Regions from separate parts of the Mus musculus genome. Here region 1 is linked to region 2. A link is a loop called in an ENCODE intact Hi-C map of the cell type or tissue named here. Cell type or tissue: left cerebral cortex. All regions are shown on one strand.

Region 1 (8,000 bases), 180 kb before region 2:
ACAGAGGGATAATATATAAAATGTGCAAAGAACTCAAGCAGTTAGAAACCAACAACCCAAATAATCAAATTAAAAACAGTTTTTTTTTAATAAAAAATCATATTACTATGTATTTTTTTGAAATACTTCAAACACCTGGTATCATTAATTTGGGGCTGACTCAGAGCCCAGCAAGAGTTTAATATATTATTCATCTTGTCCCATACCATGTATCATTATGAATGCCATTTTGTCTAACATAAATTGGCCTTAACAACCTTTTTATCTACAGTTATTAATTTATTGATACTAGTTTAGGGGGATGATAAATGGCATTCTTCTTTGGATTACAGATGTACCCCAAATCATGATTCTTCTCAATGTTATTATTTCCACATGAAATTTACATTTTGTTGTATAAAAGTGCTCCTGATTTATGGGATGATCACTAGTACTCATCCTGGGATTGCCAGACACATTGCAAGCCATGACTCTTCTCACTGTTATCACACCCACATGGAATTTTCACTTAGCTTAAATGGTTTAATCATTGACATTTCTGTTTATGTAGAAAAATGATGAAAGCAACATAAGGAAGGGAAGTTTAATTATGGTTCACCGTTCCAAATATAAGAGTTAATCACACCTTGAAAATTATAGCATTATAGTTGGAGCAGATTACTCTCTGATCGCAATTCATAGCACTTGGAAAGGAAGAAGGAGAGGGAGAGGGGAGAGAGAGGGGGAGAGAGGAGGGAGGGAGAGGGGGAGGGAGAGGGAGAGGGAGCAGTCTGAGGCCTTAAACCCTCATAGCCAATACCCAATGATATATTTCCTCCAGCAAAGTTGCCCCTTCAAAAGTTTTTATAACCTGCCCCAAAGCAATAAATAACAAGAAAATATTTTAAATATGTGAACCTATGTGGAACATTTTCCTCTTAGAACACCATAGCAGGCTCCTAGCTATCTCGTGTTCTAGGGTAACCTTATTCAAATATACTAAGTTTCTGTAATATTAAAGAATCTCAATCATATTTCAAATGTGCATAGTCTCCACTGAAAATTAAACCCATTTAATTGTGACACATTGTAAAATATTGAAAATATAAATACTTCCAGCCTAAAATAGCATAGAATATATATTATAAAAAGAAGGTATGGAATTGTGAGGAAAAACTGAGGCCCATCAAAGCCAAAAGTCCATCTCTGCAAACCAGAATTTCTAGCTCTATGTCCTATATGTATTGCTCCTGTGTCACAGGGTTGATTTGACTCCAGCTCTGCTATCTGTAACACAGGACCCTCTATTAGGTGGAATCTCCTTGCTTCATGCATCTCTGCCTTCCAAATGCCTCATGTCACTGATATATCAACAATCTAGGAGTTTGCACTGAATCAAAGTTTAACCTTCACAGTTTTACACTATTGACTTCCATGGGCTCTATCATCATTATTATTATGTCTCCAAGTTTGCCAAAGAAATTCTCCAAAATAAAAAGGAAGAATCTTATGTCTTTTTTTGTCTCTAAAACCAGTGTCATGGTGTGGGCAGCATTGTTTACTTTCAGTTACCAGATTGGAATGGAATACAGCTCTCTTGAGCCATATGAACCACAGCTCTTGTATAAATTCTAATAGTAAAACACCATTTACAATTTTCCTTTCCCAAATTGAAACTGTGCCAGAGACTGGTACTTCCCTGAGGGCACCTTTCCTATCTTCCCTATAATGGCACTACTATTTTTGTCAAAGATTGCATCCTTTTCAGTACATGATGTTATTGCCATCTTAAAGTTATCATTGGCTCTTCTGACCATTTTTCATTTTTTCAATCCAACTAATTTCTCCCTTTTAAATACTTAACACAAGAATAACACCACAGATTCACCATTATACAATTTTCATTTTGGTTTTGACCAAAGATATTAGCAACCTATCATTCACTTAACATCATTCAGGTGTTTTGGAAACAAGCAGAATGCTGTCAGATTCATTAACAGACCATCGCTTAAAAACCCTCTAGCACAGGTGACAATACAGTGTTCTCATTCCCCCATAAAAACCTCAGAACCAGATCCAGATCCCTGGAGCTCATGTCATATATAACTCATAGCATATCTGCCTTTCAGTTTCTTGCTAGAATCAGCCTTTAAAATCTACTTAACAACTGTGGAAGATTATTCAAATCCAAATTTGTTAAGTCTTACAAGTTCCAAAAATACAAAAAGAGCAAGAAGGAGGAAAAGGAGGAAAAGAAGAGGAGGAGGAAAGAGAAAAAGGAAGAGAAGGAGAAAAAGGAGGGGGAAGAGGGAGGAAGGGGAGGGGGAGGGGAGGAGGCCAAGAGAGGATGACAGATAATTAACAATTTAACAATTTCTGGAATAACTTTGCAAACCCATAATACTAAAGAGAAAAATAATTTTTGATATCCTTGAGTAATAGAGTGGGGAAAAGGATAATTGGTATGTGTTTCTCTTTAATATGCACATGTAGATATTCAAATTAAATTAGTAGGTGAACAATACCTTTATCCATAATGCTACGCATTTGCGACAGGAGGATTGCTGCTTCTTAGAGTTAGCCTTGTCTTCTCAATAACTTCCATAGTTAAGTGTGAGTTGAGTGAGATTCTGTGTCAAAAACCATAGTGATAAGACACTAAATATAGCTTCTGGATTTCTTTAATGAAGACTACTCATAGTAGAGAAAAATTATATAACTTGATGTAATGTATCAAGTATATGTAAACTCATGTCTTAAACATTGCTTCTTATATTAAAGTCATGAAAGCACTGTAGTTTCAAAGACAGGGACTAGTGGAGCATCACGCTAAGTAAGTACTCAAAAATACTCTTTAAAATGTAATGTTTTTCCCTCCAGTATGCAATTGTTGGGATTACTGGAATGGACCATGAACCAAGTCTGGGTTTTACAGTGCTCAGAATGGTATGCAGGTCTTAGAAAATGCCTGACAGTATACCAACTGAGATGTATCCCCTTCGTGTAACACATATATAGCATACATTTTATCCATGATTGATTTATATTTGGGACTATTTTAGAACATTTGTGATTGAAAAACTCAATCTTGCTGAATCTGTTACCATGGCTACAAAATTATCCCCATTATTATAAAAAGCCACTATTTTAAAGTTCATTTTTGCTGAGTGTCACCATTCATACTTTTAATTATAGCATTTAATTTAGATGATTCAAGGAGAATCCTGAATTCTACTCTTATGGATATGAAGTTAAAGGCCAGATTGTTTTACATTGTTGGATTTTTTTTTTAAATCAAACAATAGATGGAGGAGAAAAGAATTAATTTCTTCTTACAGATAATTTTTAAACTACTCAGACATAGGAAAAGTCAAGCCATATTTCAATTTGATAATTTGCTTATTTGTATTTTTAAAATTCTAGATATATGTACTAAAGTTGCCTAATTTTCACTCTAGCTTCACCAATGTATCCCCTCCTCAGTATATCTCGAATTTCTGTCCTATAGTTATTTTATTATTATCATTTTAATGTATACATAGATGCAACCTGCAGCATCTGTTTAGTTTCTTTTGAGTTTTTAAAACTGCCTGTTTGTTACTGGATAAACCACTTGGCGGTGGGGTGGGGGGGCTCATGCCTAGGGGTAACTACGACCCCTCTGAACAGTCAGTAATCGCCTGTCATTGTTCTTGTAAGACAATTGTATGCTTGAAAATTTCTCCCACTCATGATGGTATGTAGATTCATGTATCATTTTTCATGTCTTAGACAGCAATACTGTTGATCTTTCACATGTGTAGCTACTATGTCATATATAGAACATATAATTGTACTGCAGATTTCCTGCTCTACAGGATCTTACAAAATTTGGGACCCCTTTATCTGTAGTGTTCCCTGAGTCTTAGGTACAGGATTTGCATTATATGAGTCAGGGATGTAAAATACTTTAGTTGTTCTCTGAAATTTGACCTGCTGCTTTTTTGTGTCTGTCTTCTGTAAAAACAAACAAACAAACAAACAAACAAAATGTATTATTTGAAGAAGGATGAGATCTTTACTAATATTTGGGCATAAGAACAAGTATTTAGAATACAGTTAGGAATTATACTGTTTTGGGAAAACGGTAGTAATAGATCCTCTTCTAAGAGCCTTTACCTAACTAGCCATAGGTAGATAGACATCTAGGGTTATAGTACCTAGCATATCTTCCTCTTTTACTATAGGTATTTAGGCCGATTAGACAGTTGTTGGTTTTGCAAATATAACTGCTATTTCTGCACTAGTAGCAATACCTTGCTGTGGTGGTCACTGGCTCAGAGACATCATAGCAGGTTGCAATTATTTTTTTAATTGGATATTTTATTTATTTACATTTCAAATGTTATCACCTTTCCCTCTGCAAACCCCTTATATCTCATCCCCCCTTACCTTACTGAGGATGTTCTACCACTCACCCACCCACTCCTGCCTCACAGCCCTAGCATTCCCATATGCTGGGGCATCAAGCCTCCCCAGGACCAAGGGCCTCCCCTACTATTGATGCCAGATAACCCCCCTTTAGCTCCTTCAGTCTTTCCCCTAACTCCCCCATTGGGCTCAGTCTGATGGAAGAGGTTAGGATTATAAATTGCATTTCTATCTAGCAGATTAAATAGCCTCTTTCTAGTACTATGAAGTCTAATACTCAGGTAGGAAACTTTGGGTTATTAGTTTATTTTTATTAGTATTTCAACAAGTTAAAATTTAGGTAGAAATAAAATAAGTAGAACTACTCTAAATGTTTACTTTTCTAGCTTACTTTTCATTATCTTTCTCCATGTGTTCCAATTATCTTGTAATGAAAATGTATTGTTTGACTATTAACACTTAGGATGGCTTGAACATATGGAGGGATATTTATAAAAATCTTCATCCTTTTAATTTCCTTTAGCATCTTGTCCCAGTGCTAAATTCTGCATATGATTAATATACAATAATAAGCTATATATTATTTTGCCAGCAAAAGTGATATTAATGATATTTATTTATAAATACTTCATATTGTTTCACAGCAGAAATATTAAAATTTTCACATTTTATGTCATTCTAAGAGGTTAAATTTTAAAAATTCATATATGTATATAGATATATATGTATAATGACACAAGTTTTAACTCATGTCTTCGTGCTATATTTAATGATTTGAAAGAAACAAATGCATATAGAGATCTGTGATAGAGAAGATTCTAGCAAATATATACCATAAATAACTTTATTTATATAATGAACTTATATTTTCCAGAAAGGAAAAATAACAAGGGAATAAAGTCTCGATTGAGGTAATGATGCTGGAATGACTGCAGATCCACCTTCAAATAAAACAAATCAAAATAAAATAAAAAGACAAACCTTAAAAAATATACCTCAAACCTAGTATAAATCAATTTTAAGTCAACCATTTAATAAATGTTAAATGTAAATGCAAGAACTTTTAGGAGACAAATATGAAAAGAATGCTTATGGCCTTCAGTGTAGTGACATGGAAGAAACAGCTAAGGAGCCATCCCAGGAAGAAGAATGTTTATAATTGAAAACATATTTTACATATCAGAAGAACATTTCACTCTTAGAAATACAATAGTAAGAGAATAAGATGAGCAGCCAAGAGTCAAGCAAACACTTTTACTAAAACTGTGTGATAAAGTTAATCAAAATATCCAAATGTTATATAAGAAATCAGCTTTATTTTAAAATTTAGTTAAAGAACTAAACAGAGACTTCACCAAAGAAGAAAAATATGGCAAAAAGAACAGGAGATAAATTAATCCATGGGTCAGTAAAATAGGACAAGATAAAACACTGATAAAACACCAATAACAACATCTTATAGTGAATAAAATTCAGATCAATGTGAACTCCTATTGCTGACCAGGCATGAAGCAAGAACTTTCATTGTCTGCAGGTGGGGGTGTAAAATGACAGTATCACTAATTTGGAAGTTTGTGTGTAAATTCTTCTGAAGCTAACCACTACTTTGTCAAATAAATAATAATAATAATAAAAATTTTACACCTCTACTTTTATTTAATGAAATTCAAAGTTTATCTTTTGTAAATATTTTCATAATTGTTTTCAGTAGCTTTATAATTGAGAAACGTATTTCAGGTAGCATATATGTATGAGAGCGTCAGTTAAGATCCCCAGATCACACTCAAAAGCTGTTGCTAGCAGTGTATAATGTACTGGGAATGAGACTGAGACAGAAAGATTGCTGGAGGTCAACAGACAGCCAGTCTAGCCAAATCTGTAAAGTTGCAGATCCATCTAGAGACCTGGTCTCAAGAAGTAATGTGGAACACAACTAAGGAACAGTTAGCATCGAAAAGTTTTTCCTACCCAATGCAAGTAAGAACAGAAGGCGCTCTTCTTTCCCAACTCCTCTGCTTTTTCAGTAGAAAAATTCATTGGCCAAAAAAAAAAAAAAAAAAGGAAAAGGGATCGTGATTTGCTAGGATGAGTCATCAATTATTTCATAGTTTTGTTATATGTATCTCATCAATGTTCATCAAGTACAATGTATCAATGTATAGAGGACATGCACTTGACAATAAGATAAAATGAAAAGTGGAACTTGGGCACCCAAATAGTACTTTGTAAAACATAGACATTTAGAAGATAGACTTAATTTTGATAATTTTAGACAATACAATTTTTGGTATATTCTCTTCAAGAATGTTTTAACACATTATAATTCATATGTAACATGGCTGTGTTTAATTTATAAAATATGAAACAGAAATTTAAGGGCATGCCAAATATGAACAACAAGGTAATCATGTATAAAAATAGTCTAACGTAAAAGACAGGACTTATATCAAGACTTTGTTTATTAAGGCCCTTTTTTGTTTTCCTTTTAGTTTTTGTGATTGTTTTTGTTAACATGTGTGCATAACTTTCATTTTTCAAGGTTGAGGTAGTCTGACCACATAGAAACGAATACTTTCCATTGTGTTCTCAGTATCTTGAAAATTTATTTATTAGAACAACGAATACTCAGTATTGTTCTCTCATATTCATATTATTCACATGTATTAAAAGGTTCCTAAAGTACACTTAGGAAACAAGCTGTGATATAAATAAAACTTCTTTTTATTTAAAGAATGTGTCACTTTAAATTATGGTTACTATTTTCTAAAATGTACATGATTTTTCAATGTAGTGAAATAGAACATATCAGTTAATTGATGAAGGATATTTTATTGTAGGAATCCACATGACTTCCAGTTGTCTACTATCCTGTGTAATACCTTCTAATGAAGGCAGGCCTACAATCAGAGGAATGTTAAAAAAAAAAAAAAAAAAAAAAACATACAAAGATGATGGATTTCTACAAAGCAGGACTTATTTTTAGATTAAATGATGAATACTCTCGTTTTTCCCATCTGGATTACATCAAGAGAAACACCAAATACTCTCTGATAACACTTGATTTAAGAGCATTTATACACCACACAGTGGGAAGATAACACACTCAGGCTGTGTATCTGGAGCATCCGTGTTTGTCTTTCACCAAAGCTTTATGAGTGAGTGAGACAAAAAATGTCATGAATTTGAAGCTAGCCCTGGTTACTGACTGAACCTTAAAATATATATATATAGAAAAGAAAATACACAGACAAAACACTTGGACTGCCAACCAACCACAAGCGATTCTTAAATTCTTTATAAGCACAGGTTCAGGTACATGATTAGAATCTACTATGCTGAAAATGTATACTTAGAGTTATTTTTAAATAAATATGGCAGCTATGAAATATTTAAAATGATTATATGGTTAGAATAAACAATGAAATAATGACTTTCCACAATAAATATTTTGATAGAAAGGATGATCAAAGTGCTATAAATGAACATATTTTCCCCCATATTTTCTAATTAGATATTTCAACTTAAAAGACAGTGTTTTTGTGTCCTGTCCTCCTTTAATTTTATAATAAAGGAGAAATCAGTTTATGAAAAATATTAATATGCCAATTCAT
Region 2 (8,000 bases):
GTATGCACATGCATATACATGTTTGTGTGCACATGCATATGTGTGTGCATGTGTATACATGTGTGTTCATGCATGTGGTGTGTGTGTGTGTGTATGTATACACATTTTATGTTGGTAGTAATGACTGAACACAATCTCATAAAAGAATCTGCCTCAGCTACACCTTTCAGTTTAGCAGGATAGACTGAGCACCTGTCCTGACATCTTATATATTGTATATTCATCAAACAAACACAAATCGAAATAATAAAGAAATTAAGACATAAATAAAACTGAAATCATTTAATACCAACTATGGAAGAGATGAAAGTGAGGTGATTGAAATTATAAAATTATAGAATGTTGATAATATTGCAACAAAACTCAAAAGCAGACTCTGAATCTTCCTTCAAATTCATTTCTATGACAAGAAAGAGTTGATTAACTTTATCTAATGTATTCAATGACATGTCATTTTAATCAGCAGTTCATTTCCATATAGCACAAAAATACACTTACTATAGGCATGATGAGGCTTCCTTATGCATGCTGTGTCAGGGAGAATGTCCAGGTAATTTCAGAGATTATAAATCTAATGTTTGTGAAACAGGGCTTTACTGTTTGGCACATAAAAAGGAGAGATTCTACTCATTCTACAAGAAAAGGAAATGTGTCAATATCAGAATTTTTCCTCTAGGTTGTATGCACTGTATGAGAGCAGTGATTTAATAAACAAAGCATCAAAGGTATTTTCAAATATTTATTTACAATATTAGAGACCATCAAGCCATAAAAACTACATTTATGTCTGAATATGTAATGTTTAATACAGATTATCATTAACATCATGTGAAACATCAGGAAATTGCTAAGAGGGACAGAAGAAAAATCTAAATGATAGTTTATTTCTGTGTGTAAAGACAGAGCCTAACTTGAAAGAAATAATAATAAAGTAGTGTAATTCAGGTTAGATAACTTTTGGTATGAAATTCACCAAGTGAAGCAGAGATTTGAAAGTATTTCTTGTTACAGCTAAAGCTTGGAGATCGAGAACAACGTGTCAGGGTAAAGATAACAATCTGCTAGGAACATACTGCATGCAATTCTCTTCTCTTTCTGGAAAGCTAGCAAAATATAGATGTGAGCCTCAGGGGCAAATTCTGAGGATTCTCAGAGTTGAGGCTGAAGCCCTTGTTTTTGCTTTACTCAGTAGCTACCCCTTAGAAAATGCTGGAATAGCAGCAAACTGGATCACCACATCAGGATTCCGCTCTCTAGTCTGCCTCAGTTCCTGCAATCTGAGAGGAAAATGTCTCTATATATTATATAAATGAGAAGCTGTAATCTCTGGGAAGACTTGGCTTTCTGGTTAAATTTTCATTAAAGTGATACTAAGCCATACCACACCATACCACCAAAAGGAGGTGTTTATGAAAACATGTGCTACAGATGCAGAAACAAAGATGTTTATTATTAGTTACAAACTTTAATACATATCATTTGATAGTCAAAATTCAATATTATATTCATTGTCAATGCATACATACAGACTGAAGTACATATACAAACACACACACACACACACACACACACACACACACACACACACACACACACACAGAGGAGCTAAATACATAATTCCACAATGACAGAGCAGAAAGGTATGTCATAAATAGCAATAGTCAAACAATTATACAATTCCTTAGCTTTCATATACATCTATCTATATGGATTAAACTTCACTACATACTTAAATCTCTCCCTAAAATGTCATATTCATTCTTAGTACAAAATGTTCTTAAATTCCTCAAAAAGTTTAAAAGCTATTCTCTTGGTTGCTATACTATTTTATTTCTCCATTTCTAGCCCTGTTCTACACTTTTATTATTCTTTGATCTAATAACTAAACTAATAGTTAACCTATAAAGAATTTCATATGATTTTGAAATAAAATTGGAAATATGTAAACAATTAGCATATATAAATAATTACTGCATATAAGTAGCAAGGGATACAAAAAGAAACTATTGTTTGTATATATTTAATTGCAAATCTATGGTTACTTTTACAAAAGTTCAGTATATTTTTTTCTTCATGATCTTAAACAATATTAATTCATTGAAGTTTTTTAAAAATATCTTATTTTATTTTACATGCATGAAAAATTTGCCTGCATGTATGTCTATGCACTACTTTGTTGTCTGATATCCACAAAAGTTACTCTGATCCTCTGAGCCTGGCATTAAATTGGTTACTGGCCAGTGTGTGGTTGCTGGCATTAGAACCCTATTCTGCTGGAAGAATATTCAGAGCTCTCCCAGACCATTCTTTACGTTTGTTAACAGTAAAAGAGTAGCATAAACCGAGATATGACTGAATTATGGAATGGTTTGAGTATCCCACGAATGTATATTTAATGCGGTATTGCCTGCCAAGTTTACACAAAAGTAAAGACCCACAGAAATCTTCCTGAACACAGACAATACACTCTTGTGACTTTGTCCACGGACTTTGTTACCGGTACTATTTACTCTTGATTAAGATTGTGTAAAATGTGAAAATGATTTTTACCACAGCCGCAAAATATGATAATTCTGAAACTCAATGGGTAATGCTATGACCTTTCAGGACATTTGTTCCCTTTTGTGTTTTCAGAGAACTGCTGAGCAGGAAGTAGCAATATCATACTCTTGAAGGCAAATGTCTCCAAAAGAGGGGGTCTTGGTATCATTTTTCTTTTAATCTTGATCAAACCAGTTGTGTTGTTTGCAATAACAGAATCTAATCCCTTACCAAGGAATTCTTTCTAAACTTCACAAGAGAAGTGTGGTGAGACTGTGACCCTGTTACATAAAAAAAAAAAAAAATCAAGCACTGTTTTATTGTAATCATTTTAAGGTTTAGGTAGGCTACAAGGAGTGCTTGGTTTATTTAGGTATGATACTGTTGATCTTCCTCATTATACTTGACTTGATCTGACATTATTCTGAGTATGAAGTACTATTTTCTATGCAAACATTCATGTATACTTCAAACAGCCATAGCGAATGCAACCTTCTAGTTAACATGATTATTGACTATTTCAATAGTCAAATTCAATAGACCTATGAACTCCAAGTGACTGTTCTGCAGGTGACATTTCATTGGAAACAAGCATTTATTAATATTTGCTTGACTGTGATGTATTGGATTGCTAGTACCATGTTTCCTTTTCTCAAGTCAGAAAAGAATAAGAAAAATGATTTTTCTATCTGCTGTCCCAATAGTGCTATCTATTCATGAATTACAGAATTTTTGTGTATCATGAATATATGTGTACATATATATATGAGTTCTCATTAAATATTAAAATAATGAACTTGGCTCAGAGAAAAATATATTGAGAGTACAACCCTCCAAAAAGTCAGTATTTAAAATACGACTCTTCCTAACATACTGAAATTAGTATTTCGAATTATTTATAGTAGGTGTTAAAAACCAAACACATGACTTGAATATAAAAGTGGGTACTCATGTCACTTTTAAAATAATTATTATGAAAAACTATATGTAGAGTTGGGTAAATGGCTTTATAAGTATAGTATTTGCAGTGTAAGTAACCTAGACTCAGATCTCTAGACCCCAAGTAATGTAAACAAAGTTTTGTAGCCAACTGTAATCCCAGCACTATAGAAGCAGGGACAGAAAGGTCCTCCAACAACACTGGTTAACTGCACTACCAAGCCAGGAATAACTATATTCAACTCAATGACTTTACCATAATACATAAAACAGTCATGGGAACATAAATACATACATCCATATTACAAATAAACCACCACTCTCCATCCCCACCCACAAATAAATTTTTTTACATATTTTAAAAGCATAGGTTGCATTTTAATAGAATTTCCTAAAAAAATGGTGATTAGATACAGAGATTGATTTTGATACATTAGGATGATTTTATAAGTTACTAATTCTGAGTTTTATACTATGTTACACTAATTGAATGAAACATTTTCATTTTATGTTGTTTCAACTGAAAATTTAATAGGAAAAAAAATCACCTTGTTGAAATATAAAATGAATTCTACTTATAATTTTGGAAGGTCAGTGCAGGAATAGAGTATTTTAAGTTTTGAGAAATGTCTCCAATAGTGGATTTTTAAAATGTGTTAAAGAACTAAGAGTTCACACCATGGAGATTTTATGACCAAGAAGTTATCCTTGCTACAATATCTTTAGTTGTACAAAATCAACACCTGGTTTATGGAACTGAAGCCATCTGTGGATGTTGGCAGTTGGATATAGAGTGTGACTCAGTAACTGGGGCAGCTAAAGATACTAGCATATGCCTGGTCACTGAAAAGCATCTGCCCACACACATACTGAGAAACTCAGGATTAGTGACAGTCAGATTAGTTCAAATTTATGCAAGTATGCTGCTTCCTGTCTTTGTATGCGAGGGAAAATAATAATCATAAACTATGTATCCAAATTTGTATTGAATGCATCCCTTTTGGTTACTTTCTTTCTACACTTGATATGTGATTAGTTTTATCAGATTTCTACTATATGAAAAAAGTTGTATTTGTATACACACTGGTCAACATTCTCTTCTTCTTATATTTTTAATGTTGTTTTCTCTCACCATAAGTAAATCCATGAGTTAAACTTTTTTTTATTAGGTATTTTCTTCATTTACATTTCCAATGTTATCCCAAAAGTCCCCCATATGCTCCCCCACCCACTCCCACTTCTTGGCCCTGGCGTTCCCCTGTACTTAGGCATATAAAGTTTACAGGACCAATGGGCCTCTCTTTCCACTGATGGCCGACTAGGCCATATTCTGATACATATGCAGCTAGAGACACAAGCTCCAGGGGGTACTAGTTAGTTCATATGGTTGTTCCACCGATAGGGTTGCAGATCCCTTTAGCTCTTTGGGTAATTTCTCTAGCTCCTCCATTGGGGGCCCTGTGATCCATCTAAGCTGACTATGAGCATCCACTTCTGTGTTGCCTAGGTCCCAGCATAGCCTCAAAAGAGACAGCTATATCAGGGTCCTTTCAGCAAAATCTTTCTAGTGTGTGCAGTTGTGTCACACCAGTCAGAATGGCTAAGATCAGAAATTCAGGTGACAGCAGATGCTGGTGAGGATGTGGAGAAAGAGGAACACTCCTCCATTGTTGGTGAGATTGCAAGCTTGTACAACCACTCTGGAAATCAGTCTGGCGGTTCCTCAGAAAATTGGACATAGTACTACTGGAGGATCCCGCAATACATCTCCTGGGCATATATCTAGAAGATGTTACAACTGGTAAGAAGGACACATGCTCCACTATGTTCATAGCATAATTATTTATAATAGCCAGAAGCTGGAAAGAACCCAGATGCCCCTCAACAGAGGAATGGATACAAAAAAATGTGGTACATTTATACAATGGAGTACTACTCAGCTATTAAAAACAATGAATTTATGTAATTCCTAGGCAAATGGATGGACCTGGAGGGCTTCATCCTGGGTGAGGTAACGAAATCACAAAAGAACTCACACAATATGTACTCACTGATAAGTGGATATTAGCCCAGAAACTTAGAAAAGCCAAGATATAAGTTACAATTTGCAAAACACATGAAACTCAAGAAGAACGAAGACCAAAGTGTGGACACTTTGCCCCTTCTTAGAATTGGGAACAAAACACCCATGGAAGGAGTTACAGAGACAAAGTTTGGAGCTGAGACGAAAGGATGGACTATCTAGAGACTGCCATACCCAGGGATCCATCCCATATTCAGCCTCCAAAGGCTGACATCATTGCACACACTAGCAAGATTTTGGTGAAAGGACTATAAGTTAATCTTTATCCACAGGTATTATTAGATTGTGTTACTGTTTGACTCAGACTCAATTATAGAAAACCTCATTCAGATACTAACTATTGGCATATAAAAAGATGAAACATTTTAGCAAAAACTAATTATTGTTTCCTAAATGATTATGTAGTTATAAAGAAATTATAATTTTTTTATATGTTCATCATGTTGTACGTGCTCTGCTTTTAATATTATACTTATATAATCCTTAGTGATTATATCTGTATGGCATTGGGAGCTCTTAAAACAAGCAAACCCAGAAAAAGAAAAACAAACAAGCAAACCAAAAACTGGTGATTTGATATTTCCTATATCTAGAGTATTTACTCCTAAAGACAAATTATCTAGAGAAAAGTTCTTCACAACCCTTGTCATAGAGTTAAAATATAATGATCCAAGGAACCTAGAGATTAGAATTTTAAAAAGTAAATCAAATAAACACATACACACAAACACAAAGAAAGTCAGAGAGACAGAGACAGACACAGAGACAAAGACAGGAAAAACAAAGATAGATAAATAGATGATAGACAGATAGAGATGGTGAGAGATGGAGAATGTAACAGAGACAGTGACAATCAGAAACCTTGCCCAGTCTTAGGGTTTCTATTCCTGCACAAACATCATGAACAAGAAGCAAGTTGGGGAGGAAAGGGTTTATTCAGCTAACACTTCCATACTGCTGTTCATCACCAAGGAAGTCAGGACTGGAACTCAAGCAGGTCAGGAAACAGGAGCTGGTGCAGAGGCCATGGAGGGATGTTCATTACTGCCTTGCTGCTGGCTTTCTCAGCCTGCTCTCTTGTAGAACCCAAGACTACCAGCCCAGAGATTGTCCCATCCACAAGGGGCCTTTCACCCTTGATCACTAATTGAGAAAATACCCCACAGCTGAATCTCATGGAGGCATTTCCTCAACTGAAGCTCCTTTCTCTGTGATAACTCCAGCTGTATCAAGTTGACACAAAACCAGCCAGCACACCCCCCAAAGCAAACTAAGCTTCTAATCAATACAAATTAAACAAATTGATTTAAACATATTAAGCATAATCTAGCATATGTTGTCTCAAAGACACACTCTTTAAATAAAAACAGATCAAAAATTTCAAAATAAATGTATAGACTTCATGGTATCATTGAAAGAATCGGCAAAAGAGGGCTGCAGATTCTATACCCAAATCATACAAATTTAAGAGTAAAGAGAAATTAGAAACAGGCTATGTAATAACAACAAAATATTCAATAAAATGTTTATAAAATATCACTTATATATATTACAAATTAGCTGAAGAGAACCTAGAAAATGGTGTAATTACAAAATAATAAAATCTGCAATCATATAAAATTAATTATTGAAAGACAAAAATATCTACATCATTAACTATTATTTAATAAACCCAAACCTGACAGATTCTACTATACTCAAAAATCCCTTTAGAAACATATAACGTAAAAGTTATTTCATAATGTTCAAAAAATGTTTGAATTAGTATTTCATGAATATTTAAATTATAACAATAGTGACATGGCTAAAGACTAGTGAAATAATTTTCCTCCCAAATAATTCTGTAATTCAAAATATTAGAAACTTGAGAACACTTAACAATATTATACTAAACTACAAAACCTGTAATAGTTGGTATTGGAAATAAAGCAGTATAAAATATATATTTTGTATAAAATATAAAAGAATGAAAATAGTGTGGTCATTTATAAACACAGAGCAAAGTTTACTAATCTGAGTTCATTCATCTTCTAGTATTTATAACTTCTAAGAAATAGAAGTGCCTTTGAATACATTCCAATCCCAAGTCAACATTTACTAGTACAACAATAAAAATCAAAAGATCAAATGAAATGAAATGAATTTCATTGAACAAAAAAGGCCATATATATTTTTTCCATTGGGACTTCACAGAGAAAAGTGATGGAATAGTGTAACCTCCTCCCACAACCTGAAGCTCACTGAACCAGACCTCAACTTTGTTGCCACTAAGGGATTATCTAGGGTGGAGCCTGCCTCCCTAGATCACTCTATTGTTCAGCCACTGCCCCTGCTGCTACCTGCTGGGAGTCAGCCTAGCTATTCTGGAGTCTAAATCCAAACCTACACGTGATCACCTGCAGCTGGGCTCCAAGGATGATTTGGCAGGAATGGGTTT

Evidence for each region. Hi-C counts contacts between places; a loop is a spot of excess contacts. Peaks named below come from ENCODE experiments on the same cell type or tissue, not always from the same donor. Only the 100,000 strongest peaks of a DNase experiment are listed, where the experiment ranks them.
Region 1: it touches region 2 in a loop (4-fold over the local background); 2 of 42 quality-filtered maps call a loop at or near these places.

What each region holds. Positions count from the first base shown.
Region 1 is chr15:18,068,647-18,076,646 of GRCm38, reverse strand. No RefSeq gene overlaps it. Among named protein-coding and RNA genes, the nearest start is that of Gm41277, 8.6 kb to the right of the region's middle. In left cerebral cortex, no CTCF peak of the experiment used is centred here; a DNase peak (open chromatin) is centred at 533.
Region 2 is chr15:17,885,781-17,893,780 of GRCm38, reverse strand. No RefSeq gene overlaps it. Among named protein-coding and RNA genes, the nearest start is that of Gm24713, 120 kb to the left of the region's middle. In left cerebral cortex, no CTCF peak of the experiment used is centred here; DNase peaks (open chromatin) are centred at 1,135 and 4,277.